2 separate regions of the Homo sapiens genome follow, and region 1 is linked to region 2. Evidence: chromatin contacts called from ENCODE Hi-C or POLR2A ChIA-PET data. All regions are on one chromosome and are shown on one strand. The core of a region is the stretch at or near the end of the contact, and the rest is flanking DNA. Distances in the headings are between cores, read along the strand shown. Region 1 holds the start of TEX2 (testis expressed 2). Region 2 overlaps PECAM1 (platelet and endothelial cell adhesion molecule 1).

Region 1 (6,155 bases), core at 3,605-6,104, 81 kb after region 2:
TCCCATCAGTCCTCCACTGCACAGTCTCTTCATTCTTCTTCTTCTTCTTCTTCTTTTTTTTTTTGAGATGGAGTCTCACTCTGTTGCCCAGGCTGGAGTGCAGTGGTATGATCTCAGCTCACTGCAATCTCCATCTCCCGGGTTCAAGCGATTCTCCTGCTTCAGCCTCCCGAGTAGCTGGGATTACAGGCATGCACCACCACGTCTGGCTAATTTTTGTATTTTTAGTAGAGACAGGGTTTTACCATGTCGGCCAGGCTGGTCTCTAACTCCTGACCTCAAGTGATCCACCCACCTCGGCCTCCCAAAGTGTTGGGGTTACAGGCGTGAGCCACTGCACCTGGCCGATTCTTCTTTTTTCTTAGCTCTTCTCCTCAGCCCAGCTCTAGGGAGCCTCTACATTTCCAGCCACATCTATGCTGCATGTGTCAATGACCCTAATCTTCTAATTTCGAAATCCCAGAGCATACTTTCAGGCCTCTTCTAATTTGACCATTCTGTGGCATCTGTTGCTGTTGACTGCTCTCTCTTTCAATCTCTTCTCCCTTGGGTTTGGTGACTCTTACTTGGGTTTTTGTAAACTTTCTGGCTTCTCTTCATAATGAACTTCATCTGGCCACCCCTAAAAACATTATTGGGTTCCCCAAGGGTTCTAAGTGCCTATTCTGTGTCCCCACGGCTCCTGGGCTTCCCTCTAAGGAAGCCTATAATGGTCTATCAACGTGTCAGTTTCTCTACTAGATCTAGCATCTACAAGTGCCTTCATCTCTATCCCCAGTACTCAGCCCGCCACCTGGTACTGAGTGCACAGTGATTGCTCATTAATGGTGTGGCTTGTGGCATGATGATCCCTAATCTTTGTTAGATATACAAGTGGATCAACTTTTTGGTTTTCTGTACTTCTTAACCATTTCTGTCTCCAAGAATGCAATGTCAAAAACAGAATTAAAAATCTTAGGCTGGGCATACTGGCTCATGCCTAATCCCAGCACTTTGGGATACCGAGGCAGGAGGATCATTTGAGCCCAAGGGTTCATGACCAGCCTGGGACAACACAGCAAGACCTCATCTCTACAAAAAGTAGAAAGAAATTAGCCAGGCATGGTGGCGCATGCCTGTAGTCCCAGCTACTCAGGAGGCTGAGGTGGGAGGATCACTGGAACCCAGGAGGTCAAGGCTGCAGTGAGCCATGAGTGTGCCAGTGCACTCTAGCCTGGGTGACGGAGAAAGACCCTGTTTCAAAACAAAAAATAAAATCTTAGAGCATTTTTTGGTTTGTTTAGAAATTGGTGAGAAAATAGGGATTATCTTGAAATGCAATAATTGGGAATCTTTCAAGTATATCAGAACCTATGTGGGCTTAACCTGATAGTTGAAACCTGGGTTTCAAGAGAGCCTGGCATGAGGGTTGAGGGGTTGGGGGTAGAGAAAGAGGGGAGAGTATTAGCTTGGGCTTGCATTTCTGTGACTTAAGATCCTACTCTAGGTGAAAAAATTTAGATCACTTGGTACATGCTATACATATAGAGTAGCTATCTGGGGGACAAAGTAAGGAATCTTGCTTGATATCTGAATTTAGCCTCACAATCCCTAACCTTTTTCAGAGGTACTACAATGAGTCACAGATGCCAAGCTCTAAAATCACTCTTTTAAGCATGATTTGAGCCAGGCACAGTGGCTCACGCCTGTAATCTCAGCAGTTTGGGAGAGGTTGAGGCAAGAGGATCGCTTGCACCCAGGAGTTTGAGACCAGCCCTGGCAACATGGCAAGACCCCATCTCAAAAAAGCCTGGTGGTTACGGTCATGAATGCTGGCTCTTCCTTCAACTAGCCCTGCTATCCTGGACACATCACTAATCTGTGAACTTCAGTTTCTGCATCCATAAAAAGGAGAAAATAATGGTCATATCTACCCTAAAGAGTTACTGTAAGGTTTCAGTGAACTGCTATGTTCCAGGGACTTGGCATAGTACCTGGCACATAGTAACCTCTTAATAGGTAGGAAACAGGCCAGGCGCAGTGGCTCACACCTGTAATCCCAGGACTTTGGGAGGCCGAGGCTGAGGTGGGCAGATCACCTGAGCTCAAGAGTTCAAGACCAGCCTGGCCAACATGGTGAAACCTTGTATCTACTAAAAATAAAAATAAAAAAAATTAGCCAGGTGTGGTGGCGTGTGCCTGTAGTCCCAGCTACTCAGGGAGGCTGAGGCAGGAGAATTGCTTGAAACCAGGAGTTTGAGACCAGCCTGGACAACATGGTCTCAAACTCTTGGGCTCTCCTCCTGAGCGGGGGTTGCAGTGAGCCAAGGTCACGCCACTGCACTCCCGCCTGGGCAACATGACAGAGGCTGACTCCATCTCAAAAAAAAAAAAAAAAAAAAAGGTAGGAAACATTATTGTGTTATGATATGTTCATTTATTTTTCAATGCATCCAAATTCCTCAGATTTCAAAAAGAAGGGATCCTTCTAAGTGTTCATGCTGGATCTTACTGGCTTCTAGTTTGAGATCTGGTTGGTAGTGTATTAATTAATTTAATGCTTACGTGGAGCTTGGTAGGGAAAGGAGGTTGGTGGGCACTCTGAGAGGCACATTGCCAGCTTCCAAGGACCTTTGCAAGGGGCAGCTCCAGGGCCCCTACCCTTTCTCTCTCTCTCTCCCTGAGGCAGGGGGCTGAAGATGTGGCCAAGGAGAGCTTCAGGCTGTGTCTCCATTGGTAACTGCCTTTGTTGCACATTTCCAGAAAACCACAACTGGAAACCTCTTCTGTTGGGACATGAATTCTTTTTCCTTTGGGAAGGGCAACAGAAGCAAGTGGTGATCCCAGGCAGTAATGCCTGCAGCCCAGAGACTGCATTCTCATGAGGCTGATCAATCCTTGTGCAGAGTTGTCCCTGGCAACACAACATCCATCAGAAATCACAGCACAAACAGGGTTATTGTGTGGAGGCCATTCCAAGAGCCTGAGATCTGTGTGGGAGGCAGCTGACCTGCAAGATCTAGTGGGCGAGGGCTGACCTCCAAGTCTGAGGACAATGACTTCTGGGTCAGGCAGGTGTCTGGGATACTAGGAAGGGGAGAGGAATGTTGCCAGGAGGGTAGGCAGGGCTTGCTGGCATTGGAATGAGGCACCAGAGTAGCAGGGCATTCTTCTGGGATCATGACTGGGCCTGGTGGTGAGCCGGAGTGTGTCTGCCATTAAGATATTTATGCACTGTCTCACGGGTCAGAGAACTAGCCTGGCTTCCCTCTGCTTGAGGCATCAAATCTTCTTCCTGCTTGAGGATTTCAATCTTTCAGATGTTGTTTCATCTGGGTCCAGTGCCCTTCTACACTCAGTTCTTGGCATGACTTATTCTGTTATGAGTGTCTTAGTAGGTGACCTCCTCCCTTACTAGCAAGTCTCCCAACCATATTACTAATTCTGAGGATGAAAGGAGTTTGGCTTTCATTTTGCCAATTGAATTTGAATTTCATGACTATGATAGACTCAAAACACGCACCTGAGTGTGGTCCTTGTACCACTTGCATTAGAATCACCTGGAGGGAGGGGTGTCGAAGGCCATCTCAGACTTACTGAATTACAGGTTCTGGGGTGGGACTTAGAGATCTTCATGTTAAAACCCTCCAGGATGATCTGACGTTGAAGATCTGACATTTGGGACCCACTAATGCAGGAGACACACTGACACATCTGTTTGTTGTCTTGGTCCTTTCTTGTGGTGGGTGGGAAGTGCAGAGGGGCAAGGACTACGGGGGAAGGGGGAACTCTCCCTATGTGCCAGTGCTTCTGCCAGCCAACCCAGGTTCGCAGAAGATAAATGCACAATGGGCATTGCCATCCCAGGAAGCTCATTCTAAGTGAGAATTTACCTCGAGAAGTCACTTTACCTCTCTGAGCCTCAGATATTGCCTCTCTAAAAATGAGTAGTTAATACTATATAAGTTCTAAGCTCTAAGAACTCGTGGCCAGGCGCGGTGGCTCACGCCTGTAATCCCAGTACTTTGGGAGGCTGGGTCCGGCGGATCACGAGGTCAAGAGACCGAGACCATCCTGGCCAACATGGTGAAACCCCGTCTCTACTAAAAATACAAAAATTAGCTGGGCATGGTGGCACGCGCCTGTAATCCCAGCTACTCGGAAGGCTGAGGCAGGAGAATCGCTTTAACCCAGGAGGCGGAGGTTGCAGTGAGCCCAGATGACGGCACTGCACTCCAGCCTGGCGACAGAGCGAGACTCCGTCTCAAACAAAAAAACTAGTAACAGAGTTAGTTCAGGATAGGATGTGGTAGTGTGGTAGTCAGGTGGGGGAAGTACATAATGCGGGAAACTGGGAATTTGCCTTTTTAAATCAATGTCTGCAGTTGGATGGGGATAGATACGTCTGATGGCCCTCTAAAATGCAAATCGAGTGAATTTGCCCAGGGGGATACCCCTGGTTCTCCGCGCCTCAGTCACCCCACCTCAACCCCCAGCCCTCGTCTCAAGGGCACTTGTTGCTGCTAGACTGCAGGAAGAGGAAATTAAGAAGTGCAAAGAGCTGGGGACAGTGTGCAGCCCCGTTGGGAGAGTGAAGCTTTTGTCCCCCTCACCTGGGGCTCTTCCAGGTAACCCTCCCCACCACTCCTCTCCCTAGCTCCAAGGGCGGTGGCCCCTTTAACAGACCTGACAAATCGCTCCCCCATTTCCGCGGCCTCACCTCGGCGCGCGGTAGAACTGGATTGGTTGGGCCTGGCGTGCCGTTTGCTCCGCCCCCGCGCCCTCTGGTTGGCGGCGGCGGCCGCGGGCGCGGGGCGGGTCCGCCGGCGGGGCGGGGCGGCGTGTGCCCGGGGGCGGGCGGGCGGCAGGGCAGCAGGACCGCGGCCGGTGCCCCAGCCGAAGCCGGAGTCGCGCGGCCGGGAGCACGGGCGCCGGCATAGTACAATGAGGCAGCCAGCGGATCTTGGGTGAGCAGTCTCAGGGCCAGGCGGGGGCGGTGGAGGGAGCGCCCCGCGGATAAGGCCCGGGCTGGGCGCGGATCGACCCCGCGGGCTTCAAAGTACCGGTCGGGTCCGGCGGCCCTTGGCGTGGCGGGGCTCGGCCCCCCACCCCGCTGTCATGGTTCAGGTATTGAAGGGGACGCCCACCCGCGACACCCCCGGGCAATCCCTTCCTTCGGGGCCCCGCCGGATGGCTCGGGCTCGACTCCGGCGGGAGGAGCTGCCGGCCCCGTCCCCTCAGCCTGCGGTCCCCGGCCCCGGGCAGGGAGGCACCGTCACGCGCAAACTAGAGGAAAACGGCTTGCAATTTTATGAATGGGGCCCCGGGTTCCTGCCGCCCCCCTCACCGGCGACGCGAAATGCTTGAAAGTCGAGAACCGCAGTTACTTTTACTCGAATCTGTCAGAGGTTGTATGCGCCCCGGTGGTTTTTCTCCAACTCCTGGAGAACGCGGGTGGCGGTGGGGTGGTTTGTGTGCTTTAGCAGGGAGGCGGCGGCGTGCCGAAATCCGGGGGATCGGAAGGTTAACAAGTGACATTGGGCTGAGGCCTAGCGCCAGGTGCCTTGCGGGGAGGCGGTGTGGCCGTGGACGCCGTCGCTGCTGGCTGCTGAGCACGGAAACCATACGGTGGAACCGGAGAAGGCGGGGAACGGCTGGCCACATTGCACCACACGCTGCCTAGAGCGTACGGCTGCCATGGGAGTTGGTGCAGGGGAGTCTTCCCCTTTTGAAAACGATTTTTGGAAAACTTAGCCCCTCAGTGGGTTGATAGTTACTTAAACCATCGGTTGTTATGGTTACTGGGCGTCAAATGTAAGGGCAAAGTCTGTTTCCACCCTCGCTCTTTCTCCAGAGCTATGAAGTACTTTGTCACTGTGTTTTACAGACACTGTCCAGGGAGGACATCCTTTTTTAGAGTTGAGGGAAAATTGTGGGCTCCTTGAGGGCAGGGCTCGTGCCACGTTCACGTTTGAAGTGCCAGCGTCTTCACACCATCACCGCTCTGCACATGCATTAAAAGGAATGAGGCTTTTACATGTTTTGAGGATTCTCAGAGGATTCAGAGGAGTCATTTCAGGAGCCAGGTGTAAGCTGGAGGGGAAACAACGAGTGACTTTTATATGGAAAACAATAAGGAAAAATGGAGGGCAGGTTATCCTTGAACTCTGGAGTAT
Region 2 (6,082 bases), core at 1,418-3,917:
TCCCGGGCTCAAGCAATCTGCCCACTTTTGTCTCCCAAAGTGCTGGGATTACAGGCGAAGCCACCACACCTGGCCATTTTTGATAATTATTAGTTATGATACTACTAATAATAGGTAAGATTTATTGAGCACTTACTAAGTGCCAGGGAATTAGGAAGTACTGAGCAATTTGTCCCTTCCAGAGGTAGACCCCCTGCCAAACCCAGTGTGTTCCTAAAGTTGCTTGTGCAGACTGAATGTGTGTCAATCAAATGCATGTTTCAAGATATCGAGTGCTTTGCCATTTAGAGGGACACTTAGGTAAAGGCTTTTGAAAGCACAAGATCCCTGTCCGTGTGAGCAGTGGCACTGATTTTACACCTTGGGTTTTGTTTTTGTGTATGTGGTTCTCTCAAGGGCAGGCTGGCCTGGAAGTCCCTGTCTCTGGTTCTATGCTGGGGAAATGGATGCAGAGTGGGCTGCTCCATAGAAAATGCTAGAACATCAATCTCGTTTGTTTTGGGCACCATAAAAAACATGCATCTCCTGGCCAGGCACGGTGGCTCACACTTGTAAACCTAGTACTTTGGGAGGCCAAGGCAGGTGGATCACTTGAGGCCAGGAGTTCGAGACCAGCCTGGCCAACATGGTGAAACCCTGTCTCTACTAAAAATACAAAAATTAGCTGGGCGTGGTGGCGCATGCCTGTAATCCATCTACTGGGGAGGCTGAGGCAGAAGAATCGCTTGAACCCGGGAGGCAGAGGTTGCAGTGAGCCAGGATCAAGCCACTGCTCTCCAGCCTGGGTGGCAGAGCAAGACTCCGTCTAAAAAAAAATTAAAAATGCATCTCCTAACTGTCCTCCTCCTTTGCGAACCCAGATTGGGCAGTACACAGTCCCCGGGGGTCACTGCACACTCCTGCATGCTCAAAGGAAACAGTGGCTCCTGCACGCTCAAAGGAAGCAGTCTCAGAACCTTCCTGCCCAGCTGGGAAGCTCCCTGGGATCATTGCCATCTGTCTCCCTTCCTCTGAGGCTAACCCCAGGCTGCATCCACCTAGCCAGGCAGGCCTGGGGTAGTTTTCCTGACTGTGCAGGCTGAATGCGTGCAGTTTTCCAGGCCGTGCCAGCCACTAGCCAGACCACATGGCAATGGGGTCCTGAAATCACCCCTTGCTCCATGATCTGGGAGGAGTCTTGGACTTCTCCTTGTCTTCTCTTTTTGAGCCTGGGCTGAGTGTCAGCAGCTGTATGCACAGAACTTTCCTTACAGGGATGCCCCGTAGAGCCGCTGGGCTGTGTGCTGCACCACTGGGGCACATTCCCATAGCCTACCAACAGAATGGCCCCCGGGGGTTGTGTACTGCCCAATCTGCACAACTCACTTCCAAGTCTAGACTGGACCTGAGAGGGGTGGGGAACGCGGCAGGCCTGAAGCTCTCTTCCTCATTTTTTTTTTTTTTTTTTTTTTATGACAGTCTTGCTCTTGTTGCCCAGGCTGGAATGCAATGGCACAGTTTCGGCACACTGCTTCCTCTGCTTCCCGGGTTCAAGCTATTCTCCTGCCTCAGCCTCCTGAGTAGCTGGGGTTACAGGCGCCCACCACCATCCCCGGCTAATTTTTGTATTTTTAGTAGAGACAGGGTTTCACCATGTTGGCCAGGCTGGTCTCCAACTCCTGACCTCAGGTGATCCACCCGCCTTGACCACCCAAAGTGCCGGGATTACAGGTGTGAACCACCAGGCCTGGCCTCTTCCTCTTTATTTCATTGTAGAGTGATTGACTCGTTGAGATAACAAATTGTGATTAAGGCCCTACGCAGGCAGCACAAGCACATACAGACCCTCCCTTGTGGAGGGACAGCCTGAGAGGCAGCCAGGAACACACTGCAGCAAAGCCCTCCTAACCTTCAGGGATCACCTAACCTTCAGTGATCTGCCCACCTCAGCCTCCCAAAGTGCTGGGATTACAAGCATGAGCCACTGCGCCCGGCCCTGGTTTTCTTTTTCTTGCTCAAAGGTGGGGAAGGGTTGAAGGGACAAGAAGGAGGTATTGTAATCCCAGCACTTTGGGAGGCAGAGGCGAGAGGATCACTTGAGCCCAGGCATTCAAGACCAGCCTGGGCAACAAAGCAAGAACTTATTTCTACAAAAAATTTAAAAATAAGGAGGTATCGAGACCCTCCAGGATTGGGTGAAGCAGAGGCGGTCAGCATGTGCCCTCCTTGCCAAGCTGTGCAGCTGCAGGGATGCCATCACCTAACTGGTCCCTCTTTCCCCATTTGCACAAAAGCTGTGTGGGCTGCAGAGGTCCAGGTAGACCCGTAAAGAGGGTCACTTGGGGGCAATGGAGAGCTTTTTGGGAATTCAATTTGAGTTTTCTAGACCCGTCCTCCTCCTTGGCAGCTAAGGAGCAGTGTGGGAAGTCAGGCCTGAGCCTCAGGTGTTCCCTCTCTGCCTTCCTGTGGGTGGAGAGCCAGGTATTACCAGGTACGAAAAGGGGCTTTGTGGGTACAAGGCCAGTGGTGAGTACATTTGACCTGGTCTTGACCAAGCCAGTTCCCTGCTCTCAAGACTTCCTCCTCCTATGGAGGAGGGGTTGGGAACCACATCCAGCTCTGACCCTAGTGGCAGCCGACCAAGTGGTCACTTGGGGTGGAGGAGGGGCAGGAAGGAACTCAGTAAATCCTGGTTTGCTGCATGTTTGCTCTGAGACTAATTGCTGGGAAAACCCCATGACGTTGAAGCCATCTCCTTCTCTGTTAACACAGAGAAAAACAGAAGCCAAAATAAAGCCCCATCCGGAAACATCCCTGACAGCAGAGACAAAGAGCCTGCCAGCCTGGTTTACTCATTAGCAAGCAGCTGCTGCCGTGGAGTGGGTGGGGAGGAGAGGTAGTGATGAGCTGCAACTCTGCCTGCCCACCCATCACTTAACTGGGCAGATTTGGGGGCAGCTGCAACTCTAGAAGCTCCACCAAGAAGCAGAAACCCCCAGGCCCAAACACCAAGCCCTCTCCCTCCATTTATTCCTCACCTGCCCCAGCCCCCACTGTGGGCCTGGGTCGGAGGGTGAGCTGGCCGTGACCACCCCACCATGCGCCTGGTATATGGTGTTTGATAGCATTTGTTGCAGTGTCTGCGTTGTTTGTGCACCTGTCTGCCTCGCAGCCTGGAGCTCCTGAAAGCTGGGACCAGGCCCGATCACCTTTCCTCTTCCACAGTGCGGGGTTCACACTAGGTGTCTAGGATTCTGCTGAGTGAGTGATTTGGCCAGGCCTGACATCAAGCAGAGGGTGTCTTGGGGATGTGGAGGATCCCCCAATAGGGTTGGGGATCCCTACAGCTTTCCTTGAGGCCCCCACATCTGGTGCCACAGAAAGAGAGTGAGGGGTGTGTGGGCATCTCTGCTGTCCCAGCAGTGTGGTGCCCTGGTAGCTCAGCCACTCTACTGAGTTCCAAATCCTGTTTGGTGCCCTGGGGAAGTCAGTGTAAGGCCCTAGTCACCCCAAATGCCCCAAGTTCAACTGTAGGGATCTGACCCACCCCCAGGCTTTCTCCTCACAAATGGTTCCTGACACAGGAGCCACCACCATTACTGTCACTTCAAACTTGGACAGGTGCCCCCAGGCAGCTGAGCAAGCCTAGGAATGGGACATGTCCAAGACCCCAGCTGTCACCCCATAGGAGGTCGGGGTCTGCCAGGGAGACGGACTTGGGAACAAGTCACATCGGTGTGTTGTGGACAAATGTCACCAACATGCTGTGGAGCTCAGGGGGCCCTGTAACTTCCCAGGGCACAGAGGGAGAGTGAGTGTGGGTGTGTTGGTACATGCGTGAAGCTCCACCAGGGTCGTGGGGAAATGGGGCAAGGAGAAAGGGCAGTGCTGGCTGTGGAGGAGTGTGTGTGGGGCCAGGAAGTGAGAGTGGGGTGTCCCTGGAGCATGGTGAGACAAGGGCATCTCAGTGCAGGTAGAGTCCAGGGTCACACCCCAGCCATTCACTCCGAGGAGGGAAATGCACTGACCATGGCACAGGAAGCCCCTTACCCTATCTGGGGCTTCCTTTCCCCATCTGTAAAAGGAGAACAGTGGCCCACACGACATCAGGCTCTTTTCTACAGTGAGGCTTCCTGGGCCTTTGTGCAGGTGACAGGAGCTGGGAAGTGGCCAGGTTCCATCCTGTTTCCTCAGGGTTGGTGGGTATGTATGTGTGTGCACACCCTGTGTGCATGAGTGTGTGCACACCCAGATTGCATGTTTGTACATACAGTGTGTATACAATGTGTGTAGACACATCCTACACACTGTATGAGGGTATACATAGCATGTATACACATTGTGTGCATGAGTGTGCGTGTGTATATGCTGTGTGTGTATTTTTGTATACACATCCTGTGCCCATACCCCAGTGTAAGGTAAACAGATGGCAGGAAGGGCGCCCTTGAGTCTCCTCCAGGTATACGCCACACCCTGGGTCAGTCATCATGCTGCCATATTGAGAGGGTCTAGCCCAGAGGATCTCAGCCCTGTCTGCATATTAGGGCCCCTGAGGAGATCCTAAAAAACCAGCACCAGGGACCCCCCCAGACCAATCCAACCAGAAGCTGCAGTGAGGCCCAGGAGCCAGCAGTGAAAACAGCCAGCCCAGCTGTCTATCCCTGTAAGAGTTCTCAGTCCCAGCTATTCCTAGGGTCACTGACAACCCCCAGGCTCTAACCCAGACCTCAGGATCTCGTTCTGGATCCCGGGGTCTGGGCTCTCAGGTGATTGGGAGGCCATAGCCCAACCCTGCGTTGAGGGACCTGGCAGAATGTCTGGACAAGGGTCACGGTGGCAGGGGAAGAGGAGTGGGGCCAGCAAGCTGGAGGCTGCAGGCCCTTGCTGGGGGCCTCTCCATCCGTGGCCCCTCAGGTCCAGGGTTCCTCTGGTGCATGTGGCCCTGCTCCACAATGGCCTGCTGACCTCCTATTCCCAGACTGGGAGTGACGCTCGTTAGACCAAGACCTTCTTCTTCTTCTTTTTTTTTTTTTTGAGGTGGTGTGTCACTGTGTTGCCCAGGCTGGAGTGCAGTGGCGCAATCTTGGCTCACTGCAACCTCTGCATCCTGGGTTCAAGCGATTCTCGTCCCTTAGCTCTCGAGTAACTGGGATCACAGGCACGCACCACCATGCCCGGCTAATTTTTTGAATTTTTAGTAGAGACGGGGTTTCGCCATGTTGGCCAGAATGGTCTCAACCTCCTGACCTCAAGTGATCTGCCCCCCTCACCCTCCCAAAGTGCTGGGATTACAGGTATGAGCCACCTTGCCCAGCCAGGATCTTCTAACATCAGAAATGACAAGGTCTCTGGGTGCTTCTGGACCTGGTTCTGGTGGGGTGCAGTGGTGGGGTACAGCCTTGCCTGCAGAGCCTCAGACCTTTTCCTATGACTGCAGTGGACTGACCTCGTTCCCAGAGGCAGCTACTAACTTATGCCTGGTCCTTTTTCCAGATCTAGGAAAGAAGGACACAGAGACAGTGTACAGTGAAGTCCGGAAAGCTGTCCCTGGTGAGTGAGGGTCTCCAGTGCCCCAGCCTGGGGGATGCCCCCTAGAATCACTGATGGGGCCTTGGGAGTGGGCAGAGAAAAGAAGAAGCAAAGAAGGCCAAAAAAGGGGTGCCACCTCTTACACCAGCGCTGTGGGCTTCCTCTCTCCCACCACCCTTAAAAAGTCACCTCGGGTCACATTTACTATTCATGTAGTCAACGAGCGCTTCTTGAATGCTTACTGACCCCAGCCGGTGACCCTTACCTGCTCCCCACACAGGCCCTGGTGGCTGGGGTTCCCCAAGGTCTTGGACGTCGAGTGTTTTGCTTTGGAGACCCCCAGTAGCTTCAGCCTTTCTTCTTGTTTTCTTTTTTCTCTTTTTTTTTTTTGGATATGGAGTCTCGCTCTGTCACTCAGGCTGGAGTGCAGTGGTGCAATCTCGACTCACTGCAACCTCCACTTCCCGGATTTAAGTGATTCTCCTGCCTCAGCCTCCCAAGTAGATGGGATTACAGGCGCCCGCCACCACACTCAGCTAATTTTTTTTTTTTTTTTTTGAGACAGAGTTTCGCT

The links. A loop is a pair of places that touch in the nucleus more often than their neighbours do. ChIA-PET counts read pairs that join two places held with the same protein, here RNA polymerase II (POLR2A). Pooled maps may share reads with other maps.
Region 1: a loop to region 2 is called in a pooled map, with 2.3 times the contacts of the local background. The contact joins the promoter of TEX2 here to the enhancer-like site in region 2. A Hi-C loop is called at or near these places in 1 of 168 maps with a recorded cell type or tissue (Ramos) and 2 of 50 pooled maps. POLR2A ChIA-PET finds 5 or more read pairs at or near these places in 1 of 52 experiments (activated naive CD8-positive, alpha-beta T cell).

Annotation. Positions count from the first base shown.
Region 1 is chr17:64,261,959-64,268,113 of GRCh38, reverse strand. TEX2 (testis expressed 2) reads left to right here and starts at 4,854. Exons shown (of 12, transcript NM_001288732.2): 1 at 4,854-4,946. RefSeq lists a silencer at 4,657-5,266.
Region 2 is chr17:64,341,081-64,347,162 of GRCh38, reverse strand. It overlaps PECAM1 (platelet and endothelial cell adhesion molecule 1), which reads left to right. Exons shown (of 16, transcript NM_000442.5): 14 at 5,473-5,529. Among named protein-coding and RNA genes, the nearest start is that of PECAM1, 47 kb to the left of the region's middle. Within about 2 kb of position 2,667, at least 21 of the 41 ENCODE cell types and tissues checked have a DNase peak (open chromatin) inside an H3K27ac peak, as active enhancers do.